Linked DNA regions of Homo sapiens: region 2 is linked to region 1. The links are chromatin loops, found by intact Hi-C in ENCODE. Cell type or tissue: adrenal gland. All regions are shown on one strand.

What was found. Hi-C counts contacts between places; a loop is a spot of excess contacts. Peaks named below come from ENCODE experiments on the same cell type or tissue, not always from the same donor. Only the 100,000 strongest peaks of a DNase experiment are listed, where the experiment ranks them.
Region 2: it touches region 1 in a loop (4-fold over the local background); 40 of 110 quality-filtered maps call a loop at or near these places.

What each region holds. Positions count from the first base shown.
Region 1 is chr12:115,913,695-115,921,694 of GRCh38, reverse strand. No RefSeq gene overlaps it. Among named protein-coding and RNA genes, the nearest start is that of LINC02463, 31 kb to the right of the region's middle. In adrenal gland, CTCF peaks have their summits at 4,113 and 4,322 (motif pointing right); DNase peaks (open chromatin) are centred at 4,314 and 4,745; H3K4me3 peaks cover 501 bases; H3K27ac peaks cover 336 bases; H3K27me3 peaks cover 547 bases.
Region 2 is chr12:113,975,901-113,983,900 of GRCh38, reverse strand. No RefSeq gene overlaps it. Among named protein-coding and RNA genes, the nearest start is that of RBM19, 14 kb to the right of the region's middle. In adrenal gland, a CTCF peak has its summit at 3,207 (motif pointing left); no DNase peak of the experiment used is centred here; H3K27me3 peaks cover 2,297 bases.

The DNA of each region.
Region 1 (8,000 bases):
GGTGGGGACACAGAGCCAAGCCATATCACAATGCAATTTCCCCTTGGTAATCAGCATCAATCACTCCAGCCAATAAATTAACTCCTCCCACTTTTTTCCTGTTGGTTCAGTGGCATAAGGAGTCTGAAATGTCCAGGTTATAGGCTCATCTTCAATCCATTAGAACCACTACTGTGTCACTGTGTTGGCTGGATTACAGGCCCAAGTTATAGGTCAGCTTGTACTGCAGCCTAAACTTATTGCAGAGCCTTTTCTGTCTCTATTCAAAACTAGCAGCCTTATGGGTAACTCTCTCAATAGGTCAAAACTGCACACTCAGATGCATTACATGTTGCCTCTAGGATCTAGAAAGGCTTACCAATCATCATGTCTCCTTTTTGGTTTTTGGTGGTGTGAAATGCAGCAACTTGTCTTTCACCTTGGAGGAGAAATTTTGACATTCTTCATAGCATTGAGCCCCCGGCACTTCACTGAGGAGGTGTGCTCCTGAATTTCTGTGGGATTTATTTTCCACCCTCTCATCTGCATATATTACCAGGGCATCTAAGTACCTGGCTACTCCATTGGTGCTCAGCAGAGCCAATCAGTGTAATATTTTCAGTGCAGTGAGCCAAGAGTTCAATACCTCTGTGAACTATATTCTGGCAGAAAATAGGAGAACTGGCATTGCCCTGAGGCAAAACTGTGAAGGTATACTGTTGGGCTTGCCAGAAACAAGCAGATTGGGGGATGAACCTTCAAGAACCACTGGTGCATTGGAATAAGCAGTGGCCTGGAAGATTCACGATATTTGGGTTCTAGTCCCTGGCTCTCCCTCTATGTCAGTATCTGGTTTGGGGCAAACCATATCACTTCTGAGTCTCAGTTTCTTCATCTATAAAATGAAGATGTTTTAGTCAATATTTTATTCATTTGCAAATACGTCTTTGCTAGGCATGGGGAATTCAGTGATGAACAAGAAACATACTGACTGTTTCCTTAACATACAAACTTAGTGTAGCACAAGAAACTCAATTTTAGCTTAGATAGACTAGGAGTTTTAAAGTATGAGCAAGTCATGGGGCTTTTGTATATTAAAAACAGCAGGGATCCCTGCACAAAGAACAAATATGCAAAATATTTACGATGAAATAGTTGAGACATACCAAAAGTTCAGAGAATAACACAATGATTATTCATGTGTCTCAGCTTAAGAGATAAGTTAAAAAGATCCACTTAAAATTCACTTTCAGGTCTTATTCTCTTCATCCATTCCTCCCTGTCTCTGGAGGTAGCCATTGTACTGTGTGTATTATTTGCATATCTATTTTTATATATATATTTTTTGAGATGGAGTCTTGCTCTATCGCCCAGGCTGGAGTGCAGTGGTGCAATCTTGGCTCACTGCAAGCCCCGCCTCCTGGGTTCACGCCATTCTCCTGCCTCAGCCTCCCGAGTAGCTGGGACTACAGGTGCCCACCACCATGCCCAGCTAATTTTTTATATTTTTAGTAGAGATTGGGTTTCACCGTGTTAGCCAGGATGGTCTCGATCTCCTGACCTCGTGATCCGCCCGCCTCGGCCTCCCAAAGTGCTGGTATTACGGGCATGAGCCACCATGCCTGGCCCTATTTTTGTATTTTTATTACATATTCTGCATCTGTAAGATTTATACACCAGTTGCAGTCATTTATACTTCATGTGAATAAGGTAGATATAGCTTCCTGCAACTTGATTTCTGCACACAAGACTATGTTTCTGAGGTATCCGTGTAGATATATGTGGCTTTGGTTCATTTACTTTACAGTTCCATGTAGCATTCTCCTGTTTCAAAACAACACAATATAGTCATCCATTCTCCTGTTGATCATTTGTGTTGCTTCTATATTCCAAGAGGACTGCAATCAATGTAGCAAGGTAGAAGTCTCTTCTACCTAACTTCTCTAGAAGTTTCTCCTAGAAACTTAAGAGTGGAATTGCTAAATCACAGAATGCTCATTTTCAATTTACACAGTCAAGTTTTAATGATATTCATAAGTCAAATGGCCAGAAGAATGAAATGTGTAGCATTTTGTCTGTAAGCTTTGTTAATTAAAGTGGATCAGAAATAGTAAGTCATAAAGATAACGATGGTGAAGATTTCAAGATGTGGATTAGAATTAGGACTGGCATGAAAATGTTGTGGAATGTATAATCCAAGACTCTCAGCATTTTATGTTGATTGTTCTTTGGGTCACAGTAAATGCCCATGTATAAATATCCATGTAGGGTGATCAACTGTCCCAGTTTGCTCAGAAGTTAAGGTTCTTCTGGGACATGGGACGTTCAATGCTAAAATCAGGAGAGCCCTAGGTTGCTATTTCTCTAGTTGATACCATCTGTTCTCTTGGCTTTTTGGTGTGGAACATGACTCTTCATGAGAAAAAACCACATTCTTATAGAATGAAGATGAGACATTCATTCTGAGATAAAGAAGAAATAGGCAATGTAATAGGCAATGTAAAAGGTGAAAAGAAAAATCAGTGGCTTCAACTAAAGTACTGTTTCCAGACACATGGGTCATACAAAATCGCCTGGGTAGCTTGTTAAAAACACATTTATAGGCTCCTCTGGACTTTTCTTCCTTGATCAGAGGTTCTCAATCTTCAGAGGGCATCAGAATCACCTGGAGGGAAGTTAAAACACAGGAAAGGACCTGTAATTCCCACGTGTTGAGGGAGGGAAGTGATTGGATCATGGGGGTGGTTCCCCCATGGTGTTCTCGTGATAGTGAGTGAGTTCTCACGAGAGCTGATAGTTTTAAAGTCTGGCACGTCCTCCTTCTTGCACTCACGTTCTTCTGCTGCCTTGTGAAGAGGGTGCCTGCTTCCCCTTCGCCTTCCACCATGATTGTAAGTTTCCTGAGGCCTCCCCAGCCAGGTGGAACTGTGAGTCTATTAAACCTCTTTCCTTTATAAATTACCCAGTCTTGGGTATTTCTTTATAGCAGTGCGAACACAGATTAATGCATAAAGCTGCTCAGGATGAATCCTACAGCTTACTGTGTCTCCTAAAAATTGCAAATCACCTCCATTTCCTCATTTTATCACAGCAGGTTGAAATAATTTGTTTAAACATCAACCTGCCCTTTGCTGTTCACGGGTGGCCTTTATCTTTGTAAGCGTATTCCAGCCCGAGACTGCAATACTGGAACAGGGTCTGTGCTTAGTAAACCTTCTTTGGTTTCATCAATCAGTGACTTGGGAGCTGGTTCCGGGCAAGTTCCAGCTGAGGCAGATGATGTAGAAGATGGTGGTGGGTCATGTGAGCTCCATCAGCCTGCCTTGGGTGGGTGTGTTTTGAGAATCCTCTTGCAAAAGTTCTGTCCTAGAACTTGGGTGAACCCCTATTACCAAGACAAGTCCTCTGAGCTTAACTTGCCCTGAAGATCCTGACATCTCTGTAGCGGTCTAGCTTGGTTTCCTGACTCAATCCCTCTGTGACTTAATTTTTTCCCTGTACAAAACTGGAGCTCAGTGGGGATAGGGATTCATTCCTCTAGCATGCTTTCAAAAGCTCAAATATCTCCTCTACTACCCTCCACTTATCTCAAATGTCCACCATTATGGATTCATTCCTTTGTGTTTGTCTTGGGGGGCTGGGATGTGGAGGATTGAAAGAGCTCCTGAGAAAGGAAGACTTCTCCAGTCTTCCTGGTCTGGTTAGATATTCTCACAAGATTAGGAGCACCTCAAGGAATATGTCTCATTGCCATTGTGCATTTTATACTTAGCACAGCCCTTGGCACATAAAAGCTGCTCAGGAAAAGTTTGTTGAATGAATAAATGATTCTCAGAAACCCACAGCAGATGTGTCTGGAGAGAATCCCTCTAGATCACCACCACAGTCTATAAAATAGGGCAGATCCCTTTCGTTCCAGGCCTGTTCCAACGTAACAGTGACAGCGTGGAAGGAAGGTCTCACCTGGTCTCTGCAAACTTCATACCATATCCCACTCTGCTCAAGTTTCCTGGTCAATTTCACTTCCTCCAAAGAGCGGGGCTCCTTCCTATCTCCAGGCCTTTGCACAGGCTGTTTCTGATGCTTGGATTAGTTCCACTCCCATCCCATGGAGAGTTTCTTAGCTTCTTTTAAGTTGGCTGGGATCTCCCCAACTAAAATTATTCTGTGTCTGAAAAAGAAATGATGCAACCTGCATTTTTTTCTTTGCTTAATTTCTCTGCCTGAAAGTCCCGGACACCTGGCGCGATACCTGCAGGGCGCATAGTGAGGGGCTGAGTGATGAATGGGCTGAATGGAAGCAGGTGGTGGGAGCGGAGGGTGTGTCCTTCCACGGACGGCCAGCAGGTGTCGCCACAGACCGGGAAGAGGCGAAGCGGCGCGGCTTCACCTGGCGGCGGCCCTACCTGGAGGCTGCCGCGCTCCGCCCGCCCAGCCCCGCGCGAAGCCGAGAGCCCGGGCGCTGGCGTGGTCCGGGCAATTGGGAAAGCAGTGCCCGGAGCCACGGGCAGGGGAGATGAAAGGCGGGCGGCGGGCGTGGGCGGTCAGCAGCACCAGGTGAGGCCAGGACCGCGCTGAGTCGGGGCCCCCGGGCCGCGGGGTTGGGGTGGGGACAGCCTCGCGCTGGGGCGCCTCTCCTCCCTTGTGCTTGGTCCCCACAAAACTCCCGAGATGATTTCCCGCGGGCCCAGAGTCACAGCGGCCTTCACTCATCACGCCGTGTATGCCCGGCGTTTGCTATTCCAGCCTCGCGGCCACTCGCTGAGGTCGGTGCTTTGCTTACCTCCGTTTTACAGACGCACCAATAGAGGATCAGAGAGGGGAGGTCACTTGCTCACGATCACACAACACCCAGTTAGCAAGTTGTAGAGTGGGGATTTGAACCTGGGTCGGCCTCCAGAGGCTAAGCTCTTATCCTGGGTGTCCCCCTGTTTGACCTTAAAGTTCTGACCTCCTGTAAGTCATGCCCTATTTTTACTGTAATTTCTATTTTTCTTTTCCATCCCTCCCTCCCTCCCTGCTTGCTTTGTTTTTTAAAATGTTGTGGTAAAAGACACATAGCATAGAGATTCCGATTTTCACCATCTCGTTTGTCTGAGACAGGGTCTTGCTCTGTTGCCCAGGCTGGACAGCAGTGGTGGATCTCAGCTCACTGCAGCCTCTGCCTCCCGGGTTCAACTGATTCTCCTGCCTCAGCTTCCAGAGTAGCTGAGACTACAGGTGCCCACCACCATGCCTGGCTAATTTTTGTATTTTTTGGTAGAGATGAGGTTTTGCCATGTTGGCCAGGTTGGTCTCGAACTCCTGACCTCAAGTGATCCGCCTGCCTTGGCCTCCCAAAGTGCTGGGATTACAGGTGTGAGCCACCGTGCCCGGCCCCATTTTCACCTTCTTAAAGCATACAGTTCAGCACATTCAGTGTTGTGCAACTATCACCACTATCTAGTTTCCCAACATTTTCATTTCCCCCAAAAGGAAACCCTGTACCCCATTCTCCTCTCCTCCCAGTCCCTGGCAACTGCTCATCTGCTTCCTCTCTCCATGGATTTGCCTATTCTGGATATTTAATTTAATTTATTTTTTGGCTCAATACCCTCATCCTGTCTCAGGCTATCCCCGTGGTATCACAAGAGGCCAGAAAGTGGGAATCCTCAGACCAGTGGTTCCCAAACTTTGTTTCACTTTTGGAATCACCTGGAGACCATTAAAAAAAAATGGCTGGGTGTGGTGGCAGCACCTGTAGTCCCAGCTACTCTGAGGTGGGAGGATCACTTGAATCCAGGAGGTCGAGGCTGCAGTGAACCGTGATTGCGCTGCTGCACTCCAGCCCGGGCCACAGAGTAAGACATTGTCTCAAACAAAACAAAGCAAAGCTGTGCTTGCCTTCCACCCATCGACATTCTGATTTAATTGGCCTGTGATCGGACCAGGACATCAAGACTTTTAGCAGGTCCTCAGGTATTTCTAATGCACGGCAGCATCTGCAGACCCTCATACCTCAGAGCCTTGCAGCTCTGAGACTTTGCATCCCTTTTACAGGTGGGTAAGCTGAGGCCCAGGGTGGGAGAGGACTTGCCCAGGTTCACACAGGATGTTTGTGGCTGAACTAAGATTGGCACATAGTATTTTTGTTTGCTTTGTATTAATATTATTTTTGATGGACAAATCGTAATTATATACATTTACAGGGAACACAGTATTCTTTTACCCCACTGATGCCCTCTTACCCTCTTCCTGCCTCTCTAGCTATTTAACCTCTTTGTGCCCATTTTTTTCCTCCTCTGTAAACTGAGGGTCTTAATGGTTCCTACTGGTAGGTTTATTGTGCTGATCAACTGAGATTATGTCTGCGAAGTGCTTAGCACCGTGCTTGGGTTATAGCAAATGATATTCATCGATTGTTTTGCATGGGGTGGGCAGGGGGTAGAAGTGAATGGATGCCTGAAAGACCATGAGCTCATTGAGGAAAAGGACTGAGATTCTTCTCTCTGCATACTTGGCATTCAGTGTAGACCTTGCCATTTAACAGAAGTTTTTTCAATATGGAAAGAGGCTCTTGGTTGAGATCACACGCTCCTGTCTGCCTTTGCTCAGGCTGGGCCCCTTTCCTGGAATGCCCTTGCCTCTCCTTTCTCCCCCTACCCTCCCACTCTTCAAGGCCCAGGGCATTGGGACCCACTATATCAGGCCAGCCTGCAGCGACTGAGGATCCCACTCTTTATATAGTTGTGTGCGTGTGTGTGTGCACGTGTGTGTCCTGTTTCTATCACCTGACTCCATTGTTTTAGGAACCAGCCCATGTCTCCTGTACGTCTCTGTGTCAGGCATGAGGCTAGGCACACAGTCGGCATCTGCTAGGTACCACCTGAGGCCTTGATGACCTTCAGCTCCTGGGGAAGTTGAGGATGGGGATCCTCGGTGTCTCTAATATTCCCCCTTCCCCATAAGTGCATCCCAGGGAAGAAGATTGTTGTGGGCACCCCCGGCCACCCCACTCTGCTTGCTTGTAAAATCCCATTGTTGGGGAAAGGAGTCTCTATTCAACAAATGGCGCTGGGATTGCTGGCTGCCATGTGCAGAAGAGCAAAACTGGACCCCTACATTTCACCATATAAACCAACGCAAGGTGGATGAAATATTTAAATGTAAGACCTCAAACTATAAAAATCCTGGAAGAAAACCCAGGAAATACCCTTTTTGACATTGGCCTTGGCAAAGAATTTTTACCCATTCGCTGGCTGTGGGAACCCATATGACCCAGTTCTGGCCAATGGGAGTCAATGCCAGCTGCTCTGAGAAATTCTGGGAAATGTCCTTTCTCTCCTCTCCCCACTGCATTTAAGAGGCTGACAGTCGTGGCTGGAGCTGAGTCTGAGTTGAAGCCACCAGAATGGCAGTAACGTCAATCCCGAGCTCTGGCATTCTTGAGGTGCAGAAAGCCTTGGATGGCCCACTTCAGACTTATTATTCAGGAAAATCCAACCCCATGGCTGAAGGCACTCATGGTGAGGTGTCTGTCTGCAGCTGAACACTTCCTAACCGTTAGGACCATTCCCAACCTGCTCTTTCCCTATTTAAAGACAGAAGGAAGGGCAGACACTCAGGGTGAATTTCCTAATGTTCTTCTCATTGATCTTGGAGTAAAACCTCCAAGGAACTGGAGGTACCTAGTGATGTTACCCTCTAGGGTTTATTTTTATTTTATTTTATTTTTTGAGATGGAGTCTCGCTCTGTCACCCAGGCTGCATGGAATGCAGTGGCACGATCTCCGCTCACTGCAACCTCCACCTCCCGGGTTCAAGCGATTCTCTTGCTTCAGCCTCCCAAGTAGCTGGGATTACAGGTGCCTGCCGCCATGCCCAGCTAATTTTTGTATTTTTAGTAGAGATGGGGTTTCACCATGTTGGCCAGGCTAGTCTCGAACTCCTGACCTCAAGTGATCCTCCCACCTTGGCCTCCCAAAGTGCTGAGATTACAGGTGTGTGCCACCACACCTGGCCACCCTCTAGGTCTTATGTCC
Region 2 (8,000 bases), 1.9 Mb after region 1:
CTCCTTGCTGTGAGTAGCCCTGAGCACCGTGCTCTCCCACACCCTGCACACATATTGGTAAACTTTCCCCTTCATCAAACTCTCCTCAATTTCCTCAATTTGAATTGAGGCCAGAGCCAGGCTGATACAAGGGGCATTGCCCTCGCGAACCATTTTCTGACTACACTGACTTTTAATTTTTCAGATGCTGCACTAAGCATCCCCATCTTATAAGCTCAGGACGTGCTATTTCTTTCGGGCTCTACTGGGCATGGCCAGGCAGTTGGTGCTTCAGTGGTTCCTCCAGTGGTTCAGGAACCAGGATGGATTCAGGTCACTCAGTTCCTCCAATGACCCAAGCCACTTTGTGCCACTGAGTTCAAAGTGTACTAGGATTTGCAAGAAGGGATCTTTCTAGACCGGGAAGCTGCAAGACCTCAGGCACAGCCCTGTGCTGGGAAGTCTCTGTGACACTCTTCCTTAAGTCATCTGTTTCCTGAAATATCTCTGCACCATGTTAGAGGCAACGAGGAGTAATAGTTAAGAAGACAAATTTTGCAGCCAGAGAGACTTGAGTCCAGCTCTGCCTCTCACTGTGTGACATAGGACAAGTCCCTGACCTCAGCCTCCTCAGCATGGAAAATAGGAGGAAGAGTAGAACCCACCTTGGAGGCTGGTGGTAGGGATTTCATTACAATAATTCATAGTGCATAGCAAGCCCTAAGCAATTAGCAGCTGTTGCTGATTTTTTTTTTTTTTTTTTTTTTTTTTGAGATAGGGTCTCACTCTCATGACTCAGGCTGGAGGGCAGTGGTGTGATCACAGCTCACTGCAGCCTCAACCTCCTGGGCTCAAGGGGTCCTCTTGCCTCAGCCTCCAAGGTAGCTGGGGCTACAGACACACACCACAATGCCAGCTAATTTTTTTGTATTTTTAGTAGAGACAGGGTTTTGCCATGTTGCCCAGGCTGATCTCGAACTTCTGGGCTCAGGCGATCCCCACTACCTTAGCCTCCCAAAGTTGCTTATTTATTTAAGTGAGGATAAGAACAAGTGCTTAGGAGTGCTCACCACAGCCAGGCACTGTGTGATGCGCTGTCTGCTTATTAACACGTTTAATCATCACAGCACACCTATGTGGGAACCACTATCATCGCTATCCCCATTTTGCAGGTAAGAAAAATGAGGCACAGAGAGGTTAAGTGTCTTGCCCAAGGTGACACAGCTCTTAAGAGGCAGAGCTGGGATTACAAACCCAGGCAGATGACTCCAAAATGCATGCTTTCATCCACTCCATGAACCTGGGATTTGGGGGCTCTTCCGGATTACATCCACTCAGCCTGAATCCCACCAGTTCAAGTACTGCCTGTTACTGTTGGGTGTCCCCTTCTTGGGAATATATGAAATACAGTTAGGTTTGAGGTTCTTTGAGGGTAGGACTCCTGACTCACATTTATCCAGTCACCCCATTTTCCCAAGCTCAAAATTAAGCCATTTGCAATCAAACGGATAACTCTTTTTTTCCTAATCAGTCAAGGTGTTTTCAAGAAAGTGTTTCCAAAGCACCAAAGCTAAGGCACATTGCAATGTACATAAGTTGCTGTTGTTGAAGACAGGAAAATCCACCCAAATCTGGAGCTGTCCTGGGGAATGGAGATCTTGGCTGGGTACACACATGCATGCTGGGCACAGAGCAGGTGCACTGGTTATGAGCCATGTGTCCCCCTCAACCACCAGTTCTGTGCCCTGGAGGCTGGCCCGATGGACTGCATCACCCATGGCTCCCTTACCTGTCCTTCACCTTCTGGCTGGGGTCAGCCCATGGGAGGCGCCAACAGGTGATTGCAGCAGGAGGGGTAAGAAGAGGCAGTTAGAGTCCCCCCAGGCCCAGCCAGGGCTCTGCTGGTGGCTGCGTCTCTCTGTCTGCAGGTCCTCTCTAAGTAGCCCAGTAACCTCACTCCCTCTCCCTGCATCTGGGTTCCTTTCCTGTGGCTGCTGTAACAAATGACCACACATATTGAAAACAATGCAAATTTATTTTCTCACAGCCATGGAGGCTAGAAGCCTGAAATCAGTATGGCTGCGTTAAAGTTGAGGTTATCAGCAGGGCCCCTTTGACGGCTCTAGGGGAGAACCCACCCCATTCTCCCTTCCAATTTCAGGGGGCTGCCAACTTTCCTTGGCTTGTGGCCGCATTACACCAGTCTTCAAGGCTGACACCCTTAAGTTTCTCTGCATTCCATCTCCACAGTGCTTTCCTCTTTTTTTCTTTTTTTTTTTTTTTTTTTTTTGAGACAGGGTGTCACTCTGTTGCCCAGGCTGGAGTGCAATGGTACAATCTCAGCTCACTGCATCCTCCACATCCCAGGTTCTAGTAATCCTCCCACCTCAGCCTCCCAAGTAGCTGGGACTACAGGTGTGTTTCACCACACCTGGCTAATTTTTGTATTGTTTGTAGAGACTGGGTTTTACCATGTTGGCCAGGCTGGCCTCGAACTCCTGACCTCAAGCTATCTGCCCACCTTGGCCTCCCAAAGTGCTGGGATTACAAGCATGAGCAACCACACCTGGCTCCATCTCCTTCGTGTGTCAAATCTCCCTCTGCCTCCCCCTGTAAGGGTACATGTGATGGCATTTAGGGATAATCTCTCATCCCAAGAGCCTTAACTTCATCACATCTGCAAAGACCTTCCCCCTTTTTTTGAGGGAGTGCATATTTTGCAAGGGGCCATTTCTCAGCCTACCGTGACTCCCACTGTTGCAGGTTCCTGGTGCCCTATGACCTCTTGGCATTTCCTTATCCTGGCCCCACCTTCATAGAAGTAGCTGCAAAACCTCAGTGGCCTCTTCCTTGCATGGGACCCTCATGAGCTCAGTTTCCCTGCCCAGCCAGACAGCTCCTTCTTGCTGTCTGTATTGAGGCGCCTCTGCCTTAACTTCCTCCTGGTTCAAATCTATATATTTATTTATGCAGAAATATTTATTGACCAACTACAGCTGGGCGCTCTGTTGAGCAGGGTTCTTCCAGTAAAAAGGCCGAATTCTGTTTCCCCACAGGGGCAAAATCAGGAATAAGCTCCATCCATTGTGTACCAGGCCAGCTTGGGCACATGTCTCTCGCTGTTGTCAAAGTCCCAGCTCTCCTAATTCAGCCTCCTAAGGATTTTTCGCCTTGCTTCTAAGGCTCCGCACGGGCTTATCCACGATCCTTTGGCGTCCCCTGCTGGTAGCTATATAGAATTGTAGGCAGTTTTTCTAATACCCTCACAAAGATAGCTGAGTTAAGATGCCTCTCGCCTAATAAGAAAAAGAGGAAAGGAGATGAGAAGTGTGGACTGGCAATTACAAAGAATACTAGGAGGCAAAAATGTAACGCCAGAAGAGGCATAGACTCCAGCTATTCAATGCATGGCATAGTGGATACAATGCAGATTCTGAATCTCTGTTCACTGCTTCCTGGCTGAGTGAGCCCAGGTAAGTCACTTCACCTCTCTGTGCTTGAATTTCTTCATCTGTCATAATTCTACCTACATTACTGGGTTGCTGTGAGGTTGAAATGAGCTAGTCTGTTTTAACCAGTACCTGGCACAACAAAATACAATTTTGTTATTACTGCCATTGGCATTGTGCTAAGCAGCATAAATATATTCTCTCTAATCCTCACCACGACCCTGGAAGAAGGCATTACTGGTCCTGCTTTGCAAATGAGGAATGAGGTTCAGAGAGGGTGACTGACTTACCCAGGGTCACACAGCATGAAGTGTCAGAGATGGGATTTGGACTCGGGTCTCTCTACCTCCTATGTTTCTGCTCTCTCCAGGGCTCCATGTCATCATCAAGGATGAGTTACTTCATGGCTGTGACTTTCCAGGGCTCCCCTCAGCAGTAGAATGGAAGAGGACAACTGGAGAGATGGTGACGCTGCTTACTTCAAGAAAAAAGCCAAGAGGGGTAGCAGGCAGGCACAGCCCGTGGTTGAAGAGGAGGACTTTCCACTCATTTCAAAGCAGAAACTAGACTTGGACACGACCTTGGAGAAGCATAGCCCCTTCTCCTCCAAGATGGTGCCTATGAAGGTGAAGAACTTGTCCCATAATGAGTATATCAGTCATTGTGATGGCAACAATGATGATAATGATGAATTATAGGAGTATGCCTTTTTTTTTTTTTTTGAGACCGAGTTTTATTCTTGTCACCCAGGCTGGAGTGCAGTGATGCGATCTCGGCTCACATCAACCTCCACCTCCCAGGTTCAAGCCATTCTCATGCCTCAGCCTCCCAGGTATCTACAGCCATGTGCCAACACATCTGGCTAATTTTTGTATTTTTAGTAGAGACAGGATTTCGCCGTGTTGGCCAGGTTGGTCTCAAACTCCTGGCCTCAGGTGATCTGCCTGCCTCAGCCTCCCAAAGTGCTGGGATTACAGGAGTGAGCCACCATGCCCAGCTTGAGTGTGCCTTTTAATGTCAGTCTTTCTGACTAGACTATAAGCCTCCTAAGGACAAGGAACATGTCTGTCCTGACCACTGCTATATTCTCAGTTCCTGGAACAGGGTCTGGCACGGAGCAGGTGCTCAGGAACTATGTGAATAATAAGTGAGTGAATGAATGATCATGTCTGCCTCCCTGAAGAGAGCTCCCTGTCTAGTTGAACCATAATCAAATTTAGTGATGGGGCTGGTGTCGTGGCTGACATCTCTAATGCCAGAACTTTGGGAAGCCGAGTTGGGTGGATCATTTGAGCCCAGGAGTTTGAGACCAGCCAGGGCAACCTGTAGAAACCCCATCTCTACAAAACTTGTTTTAAAAATCAGCTGAGTGTGGTGGAGTGCACCTGTGGTCCCCGCTACTTGGGATGCTGAGGTGGGAGAATCACCTGAGCCCAGGAAGTCGAGGCTACAGTGAGCCGTGATTGTGCCACTGCACTCCAGCCTGGGTGAGAGAATTAGACCCTGACTCAAAAAAAAAAAAAAAAGAGCTCTCTTTCATTTATTTTTTTTCTGGCAAACCATTCCTTCAACTGAACTCTCTTTTTAAGCCAGACCTTGATGATTCTCTGTATGTGTGAAGGAGGTATCAGCCCACAGCACCACTGCAAAATTTAAAAAGGAAAGACAATGATTCTGATTTTAATTCCATCCCATCCCCAGCACACTGCCTGGGTCCCCACTGAGCATCATAGCCAGCCCCAATTAAAGCGGCACTGGAATTTGCAGCCTCCAGAGCCTGGGATAGGACCCTCGTTGGCTTGTCTTCTCAGAGTGAATTTAGCTTTTTCCCAGCCGTAGTCTGTTTGGTGAATGATTTGTTGTTTCTGCTCCTTCCAGGTGAATATTTCTGTTTCACTGCCAAGAGAAGGAGGGGCCCCCACATCTCTAATGTTGGGCCCCCAGCAGGGCCCACCAGGGCCAAGGCTCAGCTGCCACCTGCCACAGGTGAACTGCCTGGTCTCCATGCAGATGTGGCTGAAGCTAGTGCACACCTGGTCTCCTGTTTCCAATCATCCTGGCCACTTGGATTCTCCCTTGAGGCTCCTCTGCAGTTGCCTGGGAATAGGAGGCTGCCCTTCAGAGGGGCTTTTGGGGTGGGTTGTGAAATGCTGGGCTACATTGGTGACACTCAACATAGCAGATGGTGACACCCCAGGGCAACCATCTCTAGCACCCCCCTCCACTGGGTCCACTTCCTGCCCCCTAGGGGTGGTCACACGCAGGGAGGAGCAAAGGGAGCCAAACTTGAACCTGGCCTTGGTCTCTACAATGTGATCTTGGGCAAGTGCTTCCTCCTTTCTGGGCCTCAGTTTCCCTGTATGTCAGCAGATGAGAAGAAGGTTGCCCCAGGACCTACGTATGCCAAAAAAAAAAAATTAACTAAAATGTACCAACTCTGAGCCTTTCTACATACTAACAACATTTTTAAAAACCCATAGATTACTTGTTAATGACAAAAAGAAAAATTTTACAAAAGAGGAACCTGGCAGGCACCCCCTTAACCAAGCCATCAAAGTTACCATCATCAGGCCGGGCGCGGTTGCTCACGCCTGTAATCCTAGCACTTTGGGAGGCCAAGGTGGATGGATCATGAGGTCGAGAGATCGAGACCATCGTGGCCAATATGGTGAAACCTCATCTCTACTAAAAATACAAAAATTAGCTGGGCGTGGTGGCGCATGCCTGTAGTCCCAGCTACTCAGGAGGCTGAGGCAGGAGAATCGCTTGAACCTGGGAGGTGGAGGTTGCAGTGAGATTGCGCCACTGTACTCCAGCCTGGCGACAGAGCGAGACTATGTCTCAGAAAAATAAAATAAAAAATAAAGTCACCATCATCAGTTTTGAGGCAAATTGATGTCACAAGCCTCTCAATCTGGTGCACTGTAAAGGATACAGCACCATGTGAGCCTGCAGAATTGTTGCCAAAAAAGCAAGGTGCAGCCGTGTGCTTTCTTGATGACTTGGAATATACTTTGGCTATTAATACACATCTATAAATACAGAATTACTGAACCCTTCTTTTTTCATTTTCACAATGTCTTTTTAGAGATATCTAATAGACCAGGTGTGGTGGCTTACATTTGTAATCCCACCATTTGGGAGACCAAGGTGGGCAGATCACTTGAGGTCAGGAGTTCAAGACCAGCCTGGCCAATATGGTGAAACCCCACCTCTACTAAAAATGCAAAAATTACCTGTGTGTGGTGGCGCGCACCTGTAATCCCAGCTACTCGGGAAGCTGGGGCAGGAGAATCGCTTGAACCCAGGAGGTGGAGGCTGCAGTGAGCTGAGGTCACATCACTGCACTCCAGCCTGGGCAACAACAACAAAAGAAATATTTAATAAACTATTTTGGAACAGTTTAAGTTCACAGAAGAGTTGTGAAAACCTTACAGAGTTCCCGAATTCCCTGTACCCAGATTTCCTTATTGTCAGCATTGCTCTGGAATGTTTGTCCCAATTAATGAACCAATACTGATACATGACTATTCATTCAGGTCTATGCTCTATTCAGATATTTGTTTGTTTGTATCTAATGTCCTCTTTCTGTCCCAGCATCCCATATTCGGTTTATTCCTTAGGCTCTACTTGGCTGTGACAGTTTCTCAGACTTCTCTTGTTTTCAATGGCCTTGACAGTTTTGAGGGGCACTGCCCAGGGATTTTGAAGGATGTCCTTCAGCAGGGGTTGGTCTGATGTTTTCTCATAATTAGACTTTGGTTATGGTTCCCCGGGGGGATGACCACAGAGGTGAATGGTCATTTCCTATCAAGCATACATACATCAACATGACTTATCACTGTTGATCTTGACCTTGACCACCTGGCTAAGGTCATGTTTCTCAGATTTCTCCACCATAAAGCTACTCTTCTCCCTCCTTTTCTGTAGTGTAGTCTCTGGAAGTCATGATGCACAGCCCACACATAAGGCTGGGAAGTGATGTTCCTTCTTCTTCTTTTTTTTTTTTTTTTTTTGAGAGAGGGTCTCACTCTATTGCCCAGGCTGGAGTATAGGGGTGAGACCATCGCTCACTGCAGCCTCAACCTCCTGGGCTCAAGCAATCCTCCCACCTCAGCCCCACAAGTAGCTGGGACTACAGGTGCACACCGCCACACTTGGCTAATTTTCCATTTTTTGTAGAGATGGGATCTTGCCATGTTGCCCCGGCTGGTCTCCTGGGCCCAAGCAATCCTCCCGCCTTGGCATCCCAGAGAGCTAGGATTACAAGCTGTGAGCCACCATGCCCAGCCTTGAGGGACAAGTATTATCATAAATGATTTGAAATTCTCAATTTATCTATCCTCCATTTTATTTTCTATTACTTATTTATGTCACTGGACTTATGAATATTTATTTTATACTTTGGGTTATAATCCAATACTACTTTATTTATTTATTTATTTATTTTGAGACGGAGTTTCGCTCTTTCGCTCAGGCTAGAGTACAGTGGTGCGATCTCGGCTCACTGCAACCTCCACCTCCCAGGTTCAAGCAATTCTCCTGCCTTAGCCTCCCGAGTAGCTGGGATTA